Linked DNA regions of Mus musculus: region 2 is linked to region 1. The links are chromatin loops, found by intact Hi-C in ENCODE. Cell type or tissue: left cerebral cortex. All regions are shown on one strand. Links, peaks and the distances in the headings refer to the core of each region. The heading gives the core; the rest is flanking DNA. Region 1 overlaps Phtf2 (putative homeodomain transcription factor 2). Region 2 overlaps Magi2 (membrane associated guanylate kinase, WW and PDZ domain containing 2).

Region 1 (11,046 bases), core at 2,130-10,129:
GGGATACAACTCAGGTCACCAGCCTTGGCATGAACATATTTCCCCATTTAGCCATCTGACAGCCCATGTATATACTATCTTGAAACAGTTTTGCTTATCTTATATTTTTCAGGAGCATGGTTTTTATTTGATTATGGTCATTTGTGCTATGAAGCTAAACTTAAATTTTGATAGTACACAGCCATTTTTCAGTGTTTCTGCCTGATCAGATTTCAAATGTAATCTGCTGTTCTTATGTTCTATTTTCATTTGGCAGGAAGGAAGTAGTATTATAAAAATGATAGATTTTAAAACATTAGTGGGACACGATGGCTTTGCAGTGTAACAACCACATTAGAATACGTTTAAATTTTTATTCAACAGAATAAAGCATAGTAATTTTGATAATTGATTTTATTTTATATGAGTTTGCTAAATATTTCCTCTTGCAATTTCATAAGACTTGTACAAAAGAAATGTTTGCTAATGAGCCTGTTGGAATGTTTTAGTTAGGGAGAGCTTGTATTTTAAATAGTCAGTATTCTTGATTAGGTGAAGAGGAGAGTGACCACTAGAGATAATCATCTCTGACATCACTGGGTCTCTTGCAGACAGACAGACAGATGACCACCTCCCTCAAATTGATTGTGAGGCTGATGCTTCTCAGCCTGCCTTCTGCACCTCCTGTCCAGTTTGCCCTGTATCTCACTACCCCGTGTTGGTTTACATGTGGTTTGGGTTTGCTTCATATGACTTCTGCCCTTGACATTAGAAGCTGTCCAGTTCATAGCACCTAGAACTTCTGTACATTGTTAGTCCCACCAGTCCATATGTTGACTGTTGGTTTGGTTGGAGTTGTGGTGTATCAGATGGGTAAGGATAGTGTGATAGAGGCTTGGAGTTAGAGCCTTTTCACAGACAGGGACTGAACTGGGCAGGTACTCCAAAAGTATCTATTAGGGAGTAGATAAGAAAGGTATGTAAATATTTTTTATCACTTTCATAATAAAAAAATCATGGGCCAATTTGGTGAGTTTATTCTGTTGCTATTCATTCTCTAAATTGATCTGGCCCTGAGAATACAATGTTTACCTTTTTAAGTTTTAAGTTCTCTTATTGTAAAATAAGTTTATTTTAAGATTTGGGATGTATAATAATGGTTAAATATTATAATCATTTATAACATTAACTCAGAGATCCACTATTAATATTTTGCTCACCGTCTTTCAGATCTTTTTAAGAATGTGCATTTGAGATCTGGGGATATAACTCATTGGTAAAATGATTGTGTAGCATTCATGAGGCCCTGAGTTTAGTCCCCAACATTGTAAAAGAGAAATATATGTTGCCATCTTAAATGATTTTGCCTATGGGGCTTTTTTATATAAAAGATAAACCTCTACTTGAAAATGGAGAAGAAACCTAACAAAAAGGAGGAGCTGACCCTTGTGAATAATGTGTTAAAGCTGGCTACGAAACTGCTGAAGGTGAGACCTGTGGAGGGTGCGCTGCCCTGCCTGCCCTGCCTGTGCACGGTGTGCTGCGCTGCACTACACTGCCATGAACCCTATTCTCTGTCTGCCTTCTGCCTGCCTAAGTGGCTTCCAAATGACATTCGAGCACATGTGCACAGGTTTTTTGTTTGTTTTGTTGTCATTGCTTAAGTAGCCCAAATAATTGATTTGAAAAGTATGTGAAAACTTTTACTATACTATAGATATGGATTCGTGTGTGTGTGTGTGTGTGTGTGTGTGTTTAATCTATTTCATCTAGAATATTAGGAACCATTTCACAAAAGAAGGCTAGACATTAACTCAGAAGTTCTTTTTATTTTATGTTTCATAAAGCAGTCTTCTGTGTGACCCATGTTAGCTTAAAAATCAATAATAAAACTAAACCTTATTTTTAAAGGAAGAAAATCAGTGATAGACATAGATATATATACAGGTCATCAGTATTTAATTTGAAAATTATTTTTGATAAATTAAAGACTATAGTCTTGTGTTTGATGTCATAATATCCTTGGGATTGAGTTTTTTTATTATTATTAATTTTGTAACAGGATCTTAACTTTGTAGCTCTGATTTGCTCAGTATTAACTGTGTTTCCCAAGGTGACTTCAAACTTGTGGCAACGTCCTGCCTCAGCCTCCCGAGTGCTGGGGTAGAGTATGCCACCATGCCTTGCTCTTGGGATAATGAAATGGGACTTTTCGCCATTGCTTTATGGTATTGCTTTTTTTGTTGTTGTTGTTAAAACAAAAATATATTTAAGAATCTCAATTTCTATAACTAATAGAGCATACTACTTAAGAGTTTTAAATTTTTAGAGAATGGTATGAAATTAGTTGTGACCCAGTAATAGGGTTATTCCACTGTCAACTAAAATATTGATTGGTTGTAGACTGTACCTCACAGGAAATTGGACATCAAAAAGGTTCAGAGGAGGCAAGAAAGGGATAATTATTAATTGCTTTCTTTTAAAAGTTTTTCTTTCAAAAGTCTTATTACAACAGGTGTTAGAGAAGAGAAAGAACACAGACACATCTTTCCCCTATTTTTTTTTTCCAAAAAGATGCCATGAGTTGATGGTTTTCTGTTTGCTTAATCTTTTGTATTGGGTATCTTCAGGTATTGGTCTGGCTGACAGCAGGAACTATTAAACTGTAAAGCAGAGACAGTCACAATGCTTGATCTGCTTCGGTCCAATCCAGAGCTTGGCGTTAATGTGACTTGGACTCTCCCTCTCACTTTCCACGGCCCAGAAACTCACAAGGCCATGATTCCAAGGCCATGTACTCTGTAGCCCACCCCCTTTCCCTGTTAGTACTGGCCTCCATGAGACCCCGTCTCTTCCTTGAGAATCTGGCACACAGAACTTCTTGCTTCTGGAGTTACTGCTCTTTATCTTCCAGCCCAGAGACCCTTTTCCACTTAACACTGCCATGCTGTACCCGCTCAAGATCTTCTAGTGTCAGTTTATTGTCAAGTCTGCCTAAGGGAAAGCCAGTTCTCAGTCAGTGTACTGCTTTGTGTTTGGGCTCTTCCAGGGCTCAGCAGGGGGTAGCACCTTTGCTCTGGCTCTCAGGAGTGCCTTTCTTTCTTTCTTTTTTTTTTTTTTTTTCTTTTTTTTTTTTTTTTTTTTGTTGTTTGTTTTTTTGAAACAGGGTTTCTCTGTATAGCCCTGGCTGTCCTGGAACTCACTTTGTAGACAAGGCTGGCCTCGAACTCAGAAATCCGCCTGTCTCTGCCTCCTGAGTGCTGGGATTAAAGGCGTGCTCCACCACCACCAGGCAGGAGTGCCTTTCTTAAGCCCCGCCTTTGTAAGCCTTGGCCACTGGTCTCTGGTAAAGGATCAGATTGTTTTATTAGTTGCATGTTTATTAAACTATATAAAGCCTTTCAGTTCTAGGACTGAATTTTGTCTTCCCAGAGCCAGCATGGTGCCTGACATATAATAGACCTTTTAATATTTGAATCATCCAATCAATTACCAAATTGTATATTTGAAGATAATTAAATAAGTTTTTATTCAAATATTAATATTATCAGAAGACTTGGCTAATGATACTAGTAATTCTACAAGAGTAGTATTCTCTTTTAGATTCTACTCCAGCTCTTATCTCTAAACATATTCTCTAATTTCCTATAGCTAGTTGGTCAGCACTACACATTCATCATAACAAGAATTGGAGCTATAGATTTATAAAATTATTTTAAAGGAAGTCACTTTTCTTAAAAAATAAAACCACTATTAAAATTTACTTATCTCAAGCTTGGATAATATCATTCTTTCTTAAAATATCCATAATTTATAACATTTGGATAGTGATTTCTAACTCTCTTGAATATTGAGGATTTCACTGGAAATTCTTGTAGGACCTAAGGCTAACGTTTCGTCTCTTCTGCTAGGAATTGGACAGTCCCTTTAGGTTGTATGGACTTACAATGAATCCGCTGCTGTATAACATCACCCAGGTTGTCATCCTTTCGGCTGTTTCCGGTGTCATCAGTGACTTGCTTGGATTTAATTTAAAGGTAACAGCATGCAAGTTTTGTTTTGTTTTATTTTCTTTAATCCTGTCACTCTTTTGAGATTTCACATGCATAATAGGGTCATTTTGGCAAGTTTGTATACAGTTAGTAACAACTTCAGGGACATATAAAGATGTCATGGATTCTCATAGTAGTAGAACTTGTAATGTGGAATACAATCATTATATGTAAGGTGTGTGTGTGTGTGTGTGTGTATTCATATTCTAGGGTGAGTAAGAGGAACCATTTTTTTTCCTTATTAATTGAAACTAATTCTCATGATTCAGCAATGAAGAAAAGCCATATTCTCTTGTTGGCCAAAAATGTATTATTATATAGTAGTGGATACGTACTTCGGTACATGAACAAATAAATGTTAGTAGGAAGTATAAATAGTGTATTAAACAAGTAGTAGATGTATGTTGACATTTCTCAGGAAAAGCAAAGGAGAAATCCAACTTTGATCACTATACTTCAGATGAGTTATTAACCACGGAAGGATAATGGAGTTGCATGGCCTGCAAGTGGAGTGTAGGGATAACTGTAGTAAGCGCCATGTCAATAACAATCTTGACTTGTAATTCTTTATAGCTGTGGAAGATCAAATCGTGACAGTTGAGAGAAATGGAGGTGTAGCCGGGATGCCAGAGCACGAGCGCTGATGGAGCTGGCTGGAAGCAGTGGGTGGCTCTGCTCCAGGAGTCTACTGGGAAAGAAGTGTTTACATCAGAATGTATTGTGCAATTCTTATATTTATTTTACTTGTCCACTGGTTTTGTTTTGTTTTGTGTGTGTGTGTGTGTGTATGTTTGTTTTCTTTCTTTTTTTCCTTTTAAACATTTAGTTTGTTTTAAGCATTGAAGTTTTTCATTGTTGAAAGGGTGGCAGAGCGGATCCAGATACCTGAGATCCTGGTAATTGTTGACGTAATTGACAAGCAGATTGTGAAAACAGAAGCCATTGCTAAGCACTGTTTCTTCATTAATGCCGTGAACTTGCCTTACTTGAGGAATACGTCTTTAACTCTGAAATAGTGCGTTGTCTCAGCTAAACACATGTCCTCTGGTAAACCAGGGTCCGCTCAGGATCGCTCTTGAAATACTTCAGAACAGTACTGGGATCTAGACTGACTAAGCTGCAGTTGAAGCACCCTTCAGTATTAATAGATGGTGTTGTATAACAGGTCAACAAGTGCTCTTTGATAATAAAACTCTTAATGGAGCAATAATTGTAAATGGTTACCATACTGTAAAATATTTTGATAAAAATTAATTAGTAATAAATGTATTTATTTAAAACACTGAGCTGTTTGCACAGCTCCAACTGTGCATGCTCAAAATGTGCACTTTTTAAAATGGTTTCTTTTGGTGTATATCTCTATGTGGATATGTTACAGTGTACTAGGGCATAATATGGTATCCTTTTGAGTGAGGTCTATCCTCATCTCACAAGTGAAGTGCCTATTGTTATTACTAAATAAAGTGCGTTACGTTTACTCAAAAGAATTTCCCATGGTACACTATAGCGTATGCTGTTCCTACCACACTTAAATAAAGCTTAAGAATAAAGTTGTCTGATTGCTAGTTATAAAATTTCCAAATTTTCCAGAAGGACAGCTCCAGCCTACCAGTTCTAGCTTCCAGATTTAATCTGGTGCACCCCTCCCCTGGCTCCATTACATAAGGGCTATTTTTAGATGCTTTTAACGTGGAAAGCTAGCTGCTCTCCCCTTCAGTAACTTGTCCGTGTCCGGTGGGAGCTTATCATGTTTCCCTTTGGCAAATAGGGCAGATATGATAGTCCCTACATCGGGCCTTGATTCTAAGTTGTTACCTTTGTACAATCAGTAGTGTTTTAAGAATTACATGAAACAATGTTTTTGTGATTGTCTTGTTTAAGCCAACCATTTGGTTTTTAAAACAAAGAAATTATTTGAAACAATCTAGGATTTTCTTGGTGCAAAGTCATATTGAATATATTCATATTTTTAGCATATTTTAAGGTCTTTAAAATAATTAATTGTAAATAATTTATTTGATTGGTGCAGTTCTAATTCGCAAATCACTCTTAAAATCAGGATGTGTAGAGACCAGAGCCATGTGTTAAATGTTGCCCTTCCCATTCCTCTGAGCAACCTCAGCTAAGCCTCACTGGAGAGTGCTCTCTGTATAGGAAACGGCAGACAGCATTGTGTTCCGTCTGCCTGCGCTCTAATATGTCCAATAATGACCAAAGTGCATTCTGGGTATTTTTCGAGGAATGTATTACTGGAGCTTTAAGAACATACTTAGTTTCTCATGTGAAGAATTAGGCTTTGTCTGATATGTTCCTTCCTATATTGTCTAATTTGAGGTTGTTTTTAGGCACTATATTTTATAAACTTTTTCAAAATAAGGTACATACCTATACAGAACTTACCATTTTGCACAGAGTATATCAAATATATTTTGAGAATAAAAAAGTACAGCATGAGTTCTGTTAGGAATAAAGTGAGATTGTTGTATCTTAAAAAACTTATTTCAGATTGGAGGTATTTTTGAGAAAAGTAGCTGAGTATACTGACTTAGGAAAATGCTTGCTTTAGGTTGCAGCTGTGTTTAACGTAGAGTTGGGGTGGATTGTACAGTATCGGCCGTGCCGTTAACGTGGGCAGCAGTAGAGTTCTAGGAGGAAAATGTGCTAAGCAGCTTCATAGTTCACAGAGCCATTTCAGAGTAGTAAGTGACATCCCTGCCTTTAAGTATACCATGAATGTAAGAAGTAGAAGTTGTAACATATCACATCATAGAGAAAAAGCAACCCAGAGGTAGAATTATGGCAAATGCTGTGTGCTGTTTCTTTGCCGTGTGTTTTTAAAAGTTTGAACAGCAAGTTTAAAATAAAACATTATAAGACTGACTTGTGTGTGTTTTTTTAAGTGTGGGTTGGTTTTTGTGCTTACTGTAATATAAGCTGTACTTACTGCCCTTTAGACAAGGACGGTGAAAATAAAGTTTTAACTGTACCTCAGCACTTCATAGTTTGTTTAAGTCCTGATAACATGATAGGCTAACTCTGTGTACACCAGGAAGCTTGGACCTGGGGACACTTGTATTGGAATGTAAAAAATGACTGTGGCCTGGGATGCTGAAGTTCAGTAGCGGGACTAATGGGAAAATTGATGCTGGCTAGCTGGAGCTAAGGAATTAGCGGTGATTAAGAAGAGACCAGCAGGCTGGTGAGATGGCTCAGCAGGTAAGAGGACTGACTGTGCTTTCAAAGGTCCTGAGTTCAAATCCCAGCAACCACATGGTGGCTCACAAACCACCCGGCCAACAGAGGGAGCGGAGGTTCTAAATTCAATTCCCAACAACAAATGAAGGTTCACAACCATCTGTACAGCTACAGTGTGTGCTCATATACATAAATAAATAAATCTTTAAAAAAAAAAAGAAGAAGAAGAGACCAGCATCACTGAGGTGAAATCTTCTGGAAATTGTTTTCTGGGAGCACAAAGAAGCTGTGTTCCAGAGATACCCAAGGTTGTACCTCATGCTGCGGCTGGACTTGGTAATGTGTAAGAGTCACTCAGGTGGTACTGCTTGTGAAGGAATGAAGGGATCATGGAGAGAAGCTGAGGCTTAGCACTGTGAGAGGCCAGGGAAGGCCATTGGAGAAGATTGAAGCCTCAGCTGTAGTTGATGGCCCAGGACTGAAGGGGTCATGTAAAGGATTTGAGGCTTGGCGCCCTGAAGAGAGCCTATGAGAGAGGCTATTGGTGAAGCCTAGTTGGAGTGGAACACCCCAGTGTATTGGAGATGTGATATTTTTAAAAACACAGTTTTGCCACATGAATCATGCTGAGAGATTATAGCCAACAAGGTAAACATTCCCAATGGACACAGGTGGCGCTCAGATTAATCAGGGACCATCAAGTCTACTTTACCTTTTTTTTTTAAGATTTATTTATTTACTTATTTATTATATTTGAGTACACTATCACTGACTTCAGACACTCCAGAAGAAGGTGTCAGATCTCATTACAGATGGTTGTGAGCCACCATGTGGTTGCTAGGAATTGAACTCAGGACCTTCAGAAGGGCAGTCAGCGCTCTTAACCACTGAGCCATCTCTCCAGCTCTTCAAGTCTACTTTCAAACTTACCTTACTTAGAGCTAGTCCTCAAGACAGGGTTTCTCTGTGTAGCCCTGACTATCCTGGAACTCACTTTGTAGATCAGGCTAGCCTCAAACTCAGAAATCCACCTGCCTCTGCCTCCCAAGTGCTGGGATTAAAGGCGTGCGCCACCACTGCCCGGCTAGAGCTAGTCCTTTTAAGGACTCGTCTCTGAGACCAGGATTAGCCATATGGTTAGCACTTCTGTCATCTACTCTGTTATATTCCCACCTTTCTTCTGCCACCCCACAAAGACTTAGCACAAATGCCCACTGCGTTGTTGTGCACACTCCACCCCTTCATTGTAGTACTTACTTTCTGGGGAAGCTAGGAGGCCATTCTGAGTGTTTCTACTGCTTTCATATCGCCCTCAACATAACAGCCCCATATCGGACACCAAGCAAGAGTGTCACTAACCCAATCTAACACTATACCCACAGTAGCATGGGACTCCATAGATTGGAGGCCCAGCCCAGGCTCCAGGGTTCCTGTCACTTCAGAGCCAAGCCAAGCTCAGTAGTAGGATATCTGCTTGAGAAACAGGGCTTCTGGGACTAGAGCTCAACCATTAAAGACTAGGCTCACAACCAAAAATATAAGAGAAGCAGGGCTCTGGCCATGCTTTTCTTTGGTGTACTTAGTTTGTTTAAGCAGTTTCTAAAACCCAGGCAGAGTTTTCCAAAAAGCATATTAGGAAGAGTGAAGACGAGGGAAGTGCATTGGTAATAAAAGGCCCGCTCTGAGGTACACCCACCTTCTAGGACCCTCCTCCTCTTTGGAAGCCCATGCAATTCTGAATTCTGCAGTTAGAAACTCTATGGGAACTTCATCACGTGATCACATCCGTGTGGTGTGTTAACTCCCTTTCTGGCCCCTTATCTCTGTAGACTGGGAAATGGGATTGAAAGCTTCTGTATAATTGTGGGAGTAGATGATGGGTTGAGTCAAAAGCTCTTACACACTGCCTCATATAAAGGCCTCATTAGACCAACAAGATAGGTTAGACCACAGGCCACAAAGATAGGTTACACCTGTCCACAGGTGGGCAGGTAATGACAAAACCCATACGGTCCATGCTCCCATTGCAGATGTCATCCGTGGTGGCATCTTGACTAACCACAGCACTTAACCATAGGAAAATATTCTGGAAGAACAAAGAAACTGCCTATCTGAATTCCTAGTGAGCACGTGTATAAACTTAACTTCAGCAGACCTTGCTGTGTGCCCTTCTGAGAACAACATTGCCTCCTGGTCTTGGACTCTCACTTTGGGCTTTCTGGTTTAATGTTAACCATATAACGGGTTTCATTGTGGCATTTTCAAATATACTTTAGTTCATTCCCCTCTTCACAGCCCCCGCCCCCTGCCCAAGCTTGAATGTTCTCAACTGTCGTCTATAGATGGGAAAACTTGACTTTGGAGGCTATTAGAAGAGGGAGCATTAACAGTCAACAAGGGCAGCTTGATGCCCTTGAGTAGGCCCACCTGAACTTGAAGGTGGTGGTGGCAGATCATCCTGTTCAACCCAGTAGAATCCATAACAATCTCTCAGCACCAACGTACTGACTGCAAGAGGACGGTGATGAATAGGAAGCAGAAGACATGTTCACGCGGGGTCTGCACTTCCAAGGAAGATGAAACCAATACATCTGCAAATAAATTACCAGGTGTAGATCTGAAGGAAAGCACAAACTGGTCACAGCATTCAGAAACCAGTCTGCTTTACCATAAAGCAATTCCCTTAGTCCAAATGTTGGGCATTTTTTGACATTCTAGTAGTGGTTACGGCTGTGTGAATTGACTTCTGGGTCTCCTATGCTGTTCCACCAGCCTCAGTTTACCTTGCGCTAATGTCACGCTGGTTTTGCTACAATGGCTCTGGATTGTAACTTGAAACCAGGTATCAGGACCCCTCAGCATAGTGCTTTTTGCTCAGGATTGCTTTGGCAAAACTAGTGTGACATTAGCGCAAGGTAAACAGACGCTGGTGGAACAGCATAGGAGACCCAGAAGTCAATTCACACAGCCGTAACCACTACGAGAATTTTGTCAAGGATGTGAAAAACATTCACTGGAGAAAAGACATGTGGGCCTCCCTACTCTCGTGCATGGTGGCTGATAGAATCCACACGGGCAGTGGGAACAGAGAGCTGGAACCCGGTCGGAAGTGCTGTGAGTACCTATGTAGTACAGCGAATAAACCACACCAGACCCAGAGTCAGTAGTAGATCAACTTTACATAGGGGGATTGAAGGCTTATAAAGTTTTGGGGGACTGAGGGTAGGAACCTCTAGGATGGACAAAGGTCATTGACTGGGGACTTAGGCTACCTGGAGTGCCTCATTAGCATGGGGGAGCATTTCAGGAACCTCAGGGGCTGGCTGGACAGGTTTTGTCAGGAGAAAGGAAATTGGTGCTATAAACTGAGGCTACATGACATTCCTCAGGTAGAGGCGAGTGTAGGGGCTTAGATTCTGCAGACAAGATCAGAGAAGGAGAAACCTGCTAACGAATGGGAGTCTTCCATAGTGTGCTGAGCCCAGAGGCTATTTGGTCATGGTGGACTTTGACCTTAACAGTTTTCCCACAGACATATAAGCCATATATATGATGTGAAAATAGAAATTATACTGTCTTAGTAGAAGGGGGGATAAAGGGTAAATGTGGCCATATATATCACGTGATATACTTGAATGAAAATGTCTTAATGGAATTTACTTTGTAAATAAGAATGTAAAATTTTAAATGCCAATGAAAATTGCTAAAACAATAGAAAATAAGGCTTTAGGCAGAATCACTTGGATTAACTATTATAGAAAAAAATTTAAATAGAACTCTACATTTTTGTTTAAGCAAGTCCACAACACCCCAAGTGCCT
Region 2 (11,046 bases), core at 1,479-9,478, 1.3 Mb after region 1:
GTAAAAGCCTAACTAAGACATCTTCCTTCAAGTTTTAACTGAATCGATATGGATTATTCATAACCTCATATTACCTTCTGTTAATCTTGTCTTGTCTGATACATAATTTCTGAATTTTTGATGAACAACAAATGAAGTTAAATATGATGATATATTTTTAAATATTCTAAACACCCCCCTTGTTTCTAGCCAGTGGGCATGGAAGTAAAGAGCTGGCTTCCAGAGCCAGACATAAAAGACATGGTCTCAGTCCTATCTACTACTTACATGGGTGGCCTTGGGAAAATGTTTAGCTACATAGAATGCCTTCCCCTCTCCCTCTCATCTGTATAACGATAATAATAGGAAGCTGCTTTTTAGATATACTCTGAGGTGGAAGAAGATGAACAGGAGGAAATTAGTTGTTTTAAAATGGATAAATAATGTAGAATGTACTTAGAGAAGATTCTAGTCAAAGCTGAGAGCTGGAAGCTACTGAAGGCCTCACAAGTCCTCTTACTGAATTCTTTACTCTCATTCTGGTTGGTCTTTATTCACTTTGGAGGAATGAGCTCCCCTAAAGTTCTGGATTTCCTGAAGACATACTCTGTTGCTATTGCATTTTATTTGGTTTCTTATGGATTTCCACAACACCTTCACAGAAAAAGTGCCCTTAGTTATTTCAATTATTTCTGAATGTTAGCCCACAATCATTATACTGCTTTAGATATCTCCCTCATATTAGACTGTTTAGGTCTGTTTAATTACCTCACTCTGCCAAGCTTCCCGTGACTATTTCTTTTTTCTTTTTTGTTTTTTTAGATATTTAGCTCATTTACATTTCCAATGCTATCCCAAAAGTCTTCCATATCCACCCCCCATTACATTTCCCATTTAATAGTTGTAGTAGTAGTAGTAAGAGAGTGACAGAGGGACAGAGGGACAGAGAGATAGATATAGAACACACATGAATGTGTCATGGTATATGTGCAGAAAGGAGTGCAATTTAGCATTAGATATGGTTCTTTTCAGTGTGGGTTTTGAGGATTAATTCAGAATGTCAGTATTGTATGGCAAATACTTTTAGCTATTAGGATATCTCACAGAGTCCAAGTTGATTCTTTATAGATAAATTAGAAAACTTCAATTGGTTGAAATGGTAAACTTTGTCCATCTAATCAATAATGAGGAATTGGAACATATATGCAATCAGGACAGATCCCCCAGAAGGAATATGGATTGGTGTTACCCAATTAAAATACTCTTTCTTTGAAAGAATAGAATTGTTTGTGAAAAGTAAATTAATTTGGAAATTTGTGCTCTACCAGAGCATCTTTTTTCCCTAGTATAGTTAATCAACAGCTCTCTCAAATCATAGCACATTTGACTCAATGTCCTCAGTTGCAATTATATGATATTCACATTCATTATAACTTGGAATATGTAATTGCTGGGCATACCTAAGACTTTTTAGTCTAAAATACTGAATTTCAATGAGGAAATTTTAGAAGACAATACTTTTAAGTTTTACAAAAAACATGGACATATGCGAGTGGTATGAAACAAATGCCAGAGGTCTTCTGACTATAAGCAAGTATATTTTTACATGTGATAGGCAATATAAATGAACCTAGGCAATACTCATGATATTTTCAACAATATTCATAATTAAACAGTGTGAAATAATTTCTGTAAGTTAGTACTTTGTCCACATGGTACAAGGTGTTAAAAGCAGAATAGGCCTTGCCTTCTGTATTCAAAATAAGAGTTCAAAACCCACAAATATGAACATTTAATACTATCTTGATGCAGAAGAGTGTGAGGATCATTTCTGAGAACCGGAGGTTTGCCTCTTCTCTTTGAAGACTCAGACTTTCTATTGCTGTTCTATTGAACACCATGATCGAATGCAATGGGGGAGGGGCAAACAAAGTTCATTTCACTTATAGTACCACATAAAAGAGTTCAAGTACTGCCTACTGACTGACTCCCCATGATATCCTTAGCCTGTTTTCTTATTGAACACAGGATCACCAGCCCATAGATGGCACCACCCACAATTGGTTGGGCCCTCTATCATCAATTAATAATTAAGAAATGTCCTACACATTTGTTTGCCTACAGCCTGATCTTGTGGAGGCATTTTCTTAATTGACATTCTCCCCTCTCAGGTAGTTTAACCTATGTCCAGTTGACATGGACCTATCCAGCACAACTGACATTTTTCCATTTGATACACAAACACATTACTTTCAAGCCACAGGATTTTCTTTCTCATTCATCAACAATATATCACATTGGTAACATAAAAATATTTAAAGGTCTCATACTCTTTACAAGTTCAAACACATTAAAATTCAGTCTCTGTAAAAAAAAAAATAATCAAGTCTCTTTAAAAATCCAAAAATCTCTCTAAAAATTTCTAAGTCAAACTGTGGGCTCCTATAAAGTAAAAAATAAGTTAAATACTTTCCTACTTCAAGAGAGAATAACCAGTGATCAAAGTAAAGACAACCTCCTGACGATGTAAATAAGATAATGTCTAATATCTGGGCAGTACTCACCATCCAGGTACCTTTTGACTCACTTCACCAGCTCTACGTTCTGCAGCCCACACAGCTCTCCTTCTAAACTTGTGCAGGTCAACTTGACTGCCACTGTTCTTGTTTTAAATCCCATGATACTAACATCTACAAAATGCTGGGATCTGCTGCAATTGATAGTACTTTCACCAACAGCCTTTTCTAGGTTTTCCATAGTGCCAAGCCTCAACTTGTTTTTCATGACCCCTTTAGTCTTGTGTGTTCAAACTGCTACTGAGGCTGCAACTTCACCAATGGTGGGTCTTTTCTGGACTCTCAAAGTGCTTTCTCAGCTGTTCTCCATGATCCCATTATGACTTAGAAATTAGCACTACCTGGGCAACTCCTACACACCCAAGTTCAGCTGCCAGCATGAGAAACAATCTTAGTTGTTTCTAGAACATAGCTTCTTTGAATTGATATTCAGAAAATACTTCTCAGAATATTTCACCTCAATGATGCTGGCTTCTTAATCAATGCTAATTTCTTAGCCCCAACTAGCCAATTTCAACTCCTCCAATAAAACAAATTCACTTTATTGCTTCTTTTCTCTTGTTATTCACAGCTCTAACTGACCAGATGCCACAGATTCTCTCCATAAATGGCTCTGTACCTTTCATGCCTTCTGATTTCACAAGTCAAGCCTCCATTGTCTGTATGGTTCTTGACATTTTTATCTTCAAAACTCCAACAAAACAGTCCATTGAGCTCTTGATACTTAATAGTTCTTGTAGCCCATAGTTACAAAGTCCTTGCACAATTTTTACCAAAACCTGATCAGGTCTGTCACAGCAATGCCCCTCTATTCTGGTACCTACTTGTCTTAGGTATGATTTCCACTGCTGTGATAAAACACCATGACCAATGCAATAGGGAGAGGAAAGGGTTTATTTCACTCACAGTTCCTCAAAATGGAGACATTTTTCAATTGAGTTTTATACCTCTCAGGTGAGTTTAGCTTGTGACAAGTTGACATAAAATAATAAAGTGCAAAGACAAAGTTAAGACAAATTCGAATGCAGGAACAAACAAAGAAGATAGAAAAAAAGATGGGCATTAAAAGAATTAACTCAATGGATGGAACTAGAAAACACCATTCTGAGTGGGATAACCCAGACCCAGAAAGACAAACACTGCAAGACTTCCAGTGGTGGGACTGGGACACCAACTCAGCCACAAAACCTTTGACCTACAATCTGCCCACTTGTACTGGGACAGTGGTGGCAAAGAACCTGTGGAAGCTGACAACAAATGACTCATCTAACTTGAGGCTCACACTGTGGAAGAGAGCCCATGCCCATGCCCAAAACTGCCTGGATGACCAGAAACCAGAGGCTGGAAAGCCCAGAGACCTAGGCTAGAACCAAATACCCCTGGCCAAACAACAACAACAACAACAATAACAACAACAACAACAACAACAACAAAACAATGAAATATTTCTTAACATTGTTCTGATATACTTACAGATAAGTGCCTAGTCCAGTTGTCATCAGAGTTTGCCCCATGATCTGATGGGAGTAGATGCAGAGACTCACAGCCAAGTATAATGCAGGGAGAGAGGGAGAGAGGAGGGACACGCATTTGGAAGTCTCTATGTGGTCCCTCTCCTTCATCTCAGGGAACCATGAAGAAGAATAGGAGGAAGAATTGTGGGAACTGGAGGTATCAAAAACATGAGGAGAGCAAGACCAGTGAAGTCAACTAAACAGGCTTACAGGGGCCCACGATTGGGGTCAAAATCAGGGATCCTGCATGGATCTGACATAGGTCCTTTGCATATACATTATGGGTCTTTAGCTTGCATGATCTTAGACCGTTTTCCTCTTGTAGAGTTCCCTTGCCCTAACTCGATATGAGGGTTTGTGCCTTGTCTTATTATATGTTGTTGTGCAATGCTATGCTGATGTCCCAGGAGGCCTGTTGTTCTTTTGGGGGGAGAGATGGGAGGATGGTAGTGGAGTAAACCTGGAAGAGAGGGATGCTGGTAGGAAACTGAGAGGATGGAGGAGGGGGAAGGTACAGTCAGGATATATTATATGAAACAGGAATAAATAAAAATATTTTTAGAAGTAAATTCAAATCCGCAGCATTTGGTTAAGATCATGCTTTGGAAGGACTATGAAGAAATATAAAGTTACACTTATGGCTCCTGGTATTTAGGTTATGAGAAGTCTCAAAAACTCATTGAAGGGATTTAATTTCAGGAAAGCATTTTCAAGGCTGATTTTCCATATAGATAAATTGGAACAAGTAAGTAAGACAGTCAAGGCGCCCTGAAAGCAGGTACAGCAATTTAATTGATATTAAGGCATTGCGATTTATTTTTAAGTTACTTATACTGATATAATGAATAAGAATAATAAAGAGGAATAAGGTTTAACTGCATAATGCATTTTCGATGATGTATATTTTAAATGATATTTCAGATAGGTTAGCTGATATCTAGAAATGCACATTTGGAAGCCATCCAAAGCTCACAGGGTAGACGAAAACATACAGGGCCTCAAACATGCCCATGAGGACAGTCTTTGAAAAAGGTGTTAGCAGAGATCTAGGGGCAGGTGTCAGTATAAGAAGCTACATGCTCAGGGCCATGCCCCCTTAATCTTTGCTACCTCTGAGCACCTCTTAAGCAATATAGGTAACAAATAGATCCACACTTTACACATTTAGGTATTAACCTCCTGATAATGTTGCTGCAAATAATCCCAAGAGCTTAGCAGGGAAAATACCAAGAGACAGTTGTATTATAAGGAAGAACACTTCCTTTCTTGTATGAAATTTGTTCTGAAATCTGAGCAGTTACTACCCAGTTTCTCCTTCCATGTCATCCCTCCATGAGCATGGCATCTCATATTATAATGCAAAGGGACTAGAATAAGTGAGAAGGATGGCAGAGTTTTCAATATCAAAACAGAACTACTAAAATAAAAAAAAAATCGTGCCATAAAACTGCAGAATTGTCACTACAGATTAAGAGGGGAATCAGTTTTCAGTACATTTCATTGCTGAGTAAAAGAAATGTTTTGACAAAATAGGCTAACCTTTATCACCGTGTTATATCTGGATATTTGGTGTGCATCTGATTCAGTCCATGGTAGTGCTAGCTACTCTAGTCCCATTGCCAGAATAGTTTGTGGAGAATAAGTTCTCAGAGCTATAATACGAAACAGAGTTAGCCATTTACTGCCTCACTTTCAATTGAAGATTATATGATACATGTATATAATTTTTATCATTCCTGTGAGGTCTCAGTTTTTTTCACAATTCTTTACAGTTATTTTCCACTATAAACCTTTTGATGGATGAATTTTATCATTGCAGAAATATCAGACACTATGTGAAAAGGGGGACCACTAAAAGATCACATCCTTCATAATAAAATGATTCACAGTGGCCCTAGATAGGTTTAATACAATTAATTTTTCAGAAATTTTTATGTGAAAATTTCCAATTTTAATAGCACGAGTCTCATTAAGCATGCTCTATTTTATGAGGAATATATAGTACCCGTGAGGCATTGTAAATGTTATAACTCCAGTTCCCCCTGGTGGCAGAACCTTCAAAGTGAATGATTTTTGTCTGCAGGATTTGGAGAGCTGTGGGCTGGCTGGCTGATAACCTCCAGGAGACTACAAAGGGTTTATTCTTTGGATTGCAAAGGCTTTGGAGAAAGCTTCTCACCAAACCCCTTGGGACAAACACAGCTGAGGATAGAGAAGAAAGAGGTGATTTCAAATGTCATTTTTGTTTCTATGTAAAACAATGTTTAAAAGTTACTCTGTTGTTTTATCTCCCATTTCTGATTTTGTTAATTTGGATACTGTCTCTGTGTCCTCTAGGTTAGTTTGGCTAAGGATTTATCTATCTTGTTGATTTTCTCAAAGAACCAGCTCCTGGTTTTGTTGATTCTTTGTATAGTTCTTTTTGTTTCCACTTGGTTGATTTCAGCCCTGAGTTTGATTATTTCCTGCAGTCTACTCCTCTTGGGTGTATTTGCTTCTTTTTGTTCTAGAACTTTCAGGTGTGCTGCCAAACTGCGGGTGTATGCTCTCTCCAGTTTCTTTTTGCAGGCAATCAGAGCTATGAGTTTTCCTCTTAGCACTCCTTTCATTGTGTCCCATAAGTTTGGGTATGTTGTGCTTTCATTTTCAATAAATTCTAAAAAGTCTGTAAATTCTTTTTTTTTTTTTCAATTTCTTCCTTGACTAAGTTATTGAGTAGGACGTTGTCCAGCTTCCACATACATGTGGCCTTTCTGTTGGTTTTGTTGCCATAATCCGTGATGATCTGATAGGATGCATGGGGTTATTTCAAACTTTTTGTATCCCTTGAGGCCTATTTTGTGACTGATTACATGGTCAGTTTTGGAGAAGGTACTATGAGGTGCTGAGAAGGTGTATTCTTTTGTTTTAGAATGAATTATTCTATAGATATCTGTTAAGTCCATTTGGTCCATAACTTCTGTTAATTTCACTGTGTCTCTGCTTAGTGGGTGTTTCCATGATCTGTCCATTGCTGAGAGTGGGGTGTTGAAGTCTCCCACTATTACTGTGTGAGGTGCAATGTATGCTTTGAGCTTTAGTAAAGTTTCTTTTATGGATGTGGGTGGCCTTGTGTTTGGAGCCTAGATGTTCAGAATTGAGAGTTTTTCTTGGTGGATTTTTCCTTTGACCAGTATGAAGTGTCTTTCCTTATCCTTTATAATAACTTTTGGTTGAAAGTTGGCTTTATTCGATATTTAGAATGGCTACTCCTGCTTGTTTCTTGGAACTGTTTCCTTGGAAAATTGTTTTCCAGCCCTTTGTTCTGAGGTAGTGCCTGCCTTTGTCACTAAGGTGAATTTCCGGCAGGCAGCAAAATTTTGGATCCTATTTATGTATCCAGTCTGTTAGTCTATGTCTTTTTATTGGGAAATTGAGTCCATTGATGTTAAGAGATATTAAGGAACAGTGATTGTTGCTTTCTGTTATTTTTGATGTTATTTTTATGTTTGTGTGGCTATATTCTTTTGGGCTTGTTGAAAGTAGTTTACTTTCTTGCTGTTTCTAGGGTGTAGTTTCTCTCATTGTGTTGGCATTTGGCATCTATTATCCTTTGTAGGGCTGGATTTGTGGGAAGATAATGTGTAAATTTGGTTTTATTATGGAATATCTTGGTTTCTCCATGTATAGTAATTGATTTCTTGGCATTCTAGTGTGAGTTGGAGTTTGTGTTTTCTTAGGGTCTGTATTACATTTGCTCAGGATCTTTTAGCTTTCATAGTCTCTGGTGAGAAGTCTGGTGTAATTCTGATAGGTCTGCCTTTATATGTTACTTGACCTTTTCCCCCTACTGCATTTAATATTCTTTGTTTTGTGCATTTGCTATTTTTTTGACTATTATGTGACGTGACCAATTTCTCTTCTGGTCCAATCTATTTTGAGTTCTGTAGGGTTCTTGTATGTTTCTGGGCATATCTTTCTTTCTCTCTCTTTTTTTTTTTCCGAGACAGAGTTTCTCTGTGTAGCCCTGGCTGTCCTGGAACTCACTCTGTATACCAGGCTGGCCTCGAACTCAGAAATTCACCTACCTTTGCCTCCCAAGTGTTGGGATTAAAGGCGTGCGCCAGCATGCCGCATGGGCATATCTTTCTTTAGGTTAGGGAAACGTTCTTCTATAATTTTGTTGAAGATATTTATTTACTAGTCCTTTAAATTGGCACTCTTTGCTCTCTTATATACCTACTATCCTTAGATTTGGTCTTAACAAAATCAGAAATTGAAAGGGAGACATAACAACAGAAACTGAGGAAATCCAAAAAAAACATCAGATTCTACTACAAAAGCTTATTCTCAATAACACTGAAAAATATGGAAGAAATGGACAATTTTCTAGACAGATACCAAACAACAACGTTATATCAGGACTAGATAAGCCATCTAAACAGTCCCATAGCCCCTAAAGAAATAGAAGCACTCATTAAAAGTATCCCAACCAAAGAAAGCCCAGGACCAGATGGGTTTAGTGCAGAGTTCTATCAGACGTTCAAAGAAGACCTAATGCCATATTCTTTAAACTGTCCCACAGAAAAGAAACAGAAGGAACACTACCTAATTTGTTCTATGAAGCCACAGTTACTCTGATACCAAAACCACACGAAGACCCAACAAAGAGAGAACTTCAGAGCAATTTGCCTTATGAATATCGATGCAAAAATATTCAATAAAATTCTTGCAAACTGAATCCAAGAACACTTCAAAAGGATCATTCACCACGATCAAGTAGGCTTCATCCCATGGATACAGGGATGTTTCAATATATGGCAATCTGTCAACGTAATCTACTATATAAACAAACTCAAAGAAAAGAAACTCACATGATCACTTTATTTGATGATGAAAAAGCATTTGACAAAATCCAACATCCCTTCATGAAAAAAGTCTTGGAAAGATCAGGATTTTAATGCCCATACCCCGAGACACCTGTTAAATCCTTCATGTTGGGGCAAAACAAATCAGCATCCTCTCTATACTCAAAGTGTAAATGAGCTGAAAAAGAATTAGAGAAACATGTGAATTCACAATAGTCACAAACAATATAAAATACCTTGGTGGGACTCTAACCAAACAAGTGAAAGATCTGGATGGCAAGAATGTGAAGTCTCTGAAGAAAGAAATTAAAGAAGACCTCAGAAGATGGAAAGATCTCCCATGCTTTTGGATTTGCAGGATTAATATAGTAAAAATGGCCTTCTTGCTGAAAGCAATCTACAGATTCAATGTAATTCCCATCAAAATTCCTACACAATTTTTCATAGAGTTAGAATAAGCAATTCTCAGTTTCATTTGGAATAACAAAAAGTCCAGGATAGCAAAAACTACTCTCAATAATAAAAGAACTTCTGTTTTGCAAATTGTATCTTGGGTATTCTACATTTCTGGGCTAATACTCGCTTATCAGTGAATACATATCATGTGTGTTCTTTTGTGATTGGGTTACCTCACTCAGGATGATATCCCCCAGATACATCCATTTGCCTAAGAATTTCACGAATTCATTGCTTTTAATAGCTGAGTAGTACTCCATTGTGTAAATGTACCACATTTTCTTTATTCATTCTTCTGTTGAGGGACATCTGGGTTCTTTCCAGCTTCTGGCTATTATAAATGAGGCTGCTGGGTGGGTTGGGGAGCATGGTGGGGGGAGGGTATATGGGACTTTGGGGATAGCATTTTAAATGTAAATGAAGAAAATATCTAATGAAAAATATTTATAATAAATAAATAAATAAATAAATAAATAAATAAATGAACTTCTGGGGGATTCACCATCCCTGACCTCAAGCTATACTACAGAGGAATAGTGTTAAAAGCTGCATGGTACAGTGACAGGCAGGCAGATCAATGGTATAGAATTGAAGACCCAGAAATGAGCCTACATACATTTGGTCATCTTTCACAAAGGAGCTAAAACCATCCAGTGGAAAAAAGACAGCATTTTCAACAAATGGTGCTGGTTCAGCTGGCAGTCAACATGTAGAAGAATGCAAATTGATCCATTCTTATATCATTGTACCAAATTCAAGTCCAAGTGGATCAAGGACCTCCACATAAAACCAGATATACTGAATCGAATAGAGGAGAAAGTGTGGAAGAGCCTCAAGCACATGGCCACAGGGGAAAAGTTCCTGAACAGAATATCAACAGCTTATGCTCTAAGATCAAGAATTGACAAATGGGACCTCATAAAATTGCAAAGCTTCTGTAAGGCAAAGGACACTGTCAATAGGACAAAATGGCAACCAACAGACTGGGAAAAGATCTTTACCAACCAGTCATCTGATAGATGGCTAATATCCAATATATCCAAGGACTCGAGAAGGTAGACTCCAGAAAATCAAATAACCCTATTAAAAATGGGGAGCAGAGCTAAAGAGAATTGTCAACTGAGGAAACTCGAATGGCTGAGAAGCACCTAAAAAAATGGTGAACATCCTTAGTTGTCAGGGAAATACAAATCAAAACAACCCTAAGATTCTACCTCACACCAGTCAGATTGGCTAAGATAAAAAACTCAGGTGACAGCATATGCTGGTGAGCATGTGGAGAAAGAGGAACACTCCTCCATTGTTGGTGGGATTGCAAGCTGGTACAACCACTCTGAAAATCAGTCTGGTGGTTCCTCAGAAAACTGGACAAAGTACCCAGCTATCCCACACCTGGGCATATACTCAGAAGATGCTCCAATATGTTATAAGGATGCATGCTCCACTATGTTCTTAGCAGCCTTACTTATAATAGCCAGAAGCCGGGGGAAAAAAATACAAAACAAAAAACCAAAAAACCCAGATGTCTCACCACAGAGGAATGGATACTGAAAATGTGGTACATTTACATAATGGAGTACTACTCAGCTATTAAAAACAATGACTTCATGAAATTCCCAGGCAAATGGTTGAAACTTGAAAATATTATCCTGAGTGAGATAACCAACACACTGT

Evidence for each region. Hi-C counts contacts between places; a loop is a spot of excess contacts. Peaks named below come from ENCODE experiments on the same cell type or tissue, not always from the same donor. Only the 100,000 strongest peaks of a DNase experiment are listed, where the experiment ranks them.
Region 2: a loop joins it to region 1, with 3 times the contacts of the local background. A loop is called at or near these places in 2 of 42 quality-filtered maps.

Annotation. Positions count from the first base shown.
Region 1 is chr5:20,754,634-20,765,679 of GRCm38, reverse strand. Phtf2 (putative homeodomain transcription factor 2) reads left to right here. Exons shown (of 18, transcript NM_172992.3): 16 at 1,371-1,466; 17 at 3,891-4,016; 18 at 4,605-7,016. The coding sequence ends at 4,625. Among named protein-coding and RNA genes, the nearest start is that of Gm52806, 17 kb to the left of the region's middle. In left cerebral cortex, for the core only: no CTCF peak of the experiment used is centred there; DNase peaks (open chromatin) are centred at 4,666, 5,683 and 6,672.
Region 2 is chr5:19,424,571-19,435,616 of GRCm38, reverse strand. The region is part of intron 1 of Magi2 (membrane associated guanylate kinase, WW and PDZ domain containing 2); the gene reads right to left. Among named protein-coding and RNA genes, the nearest start is that of Gm25335, 85 kb to the left of the region's middle. In left cerebral cortex, for the core only: a CTCF peak has its summit at 6,105 (motif pointing left); a DNase peak (open chromatin) is centred at 6,119.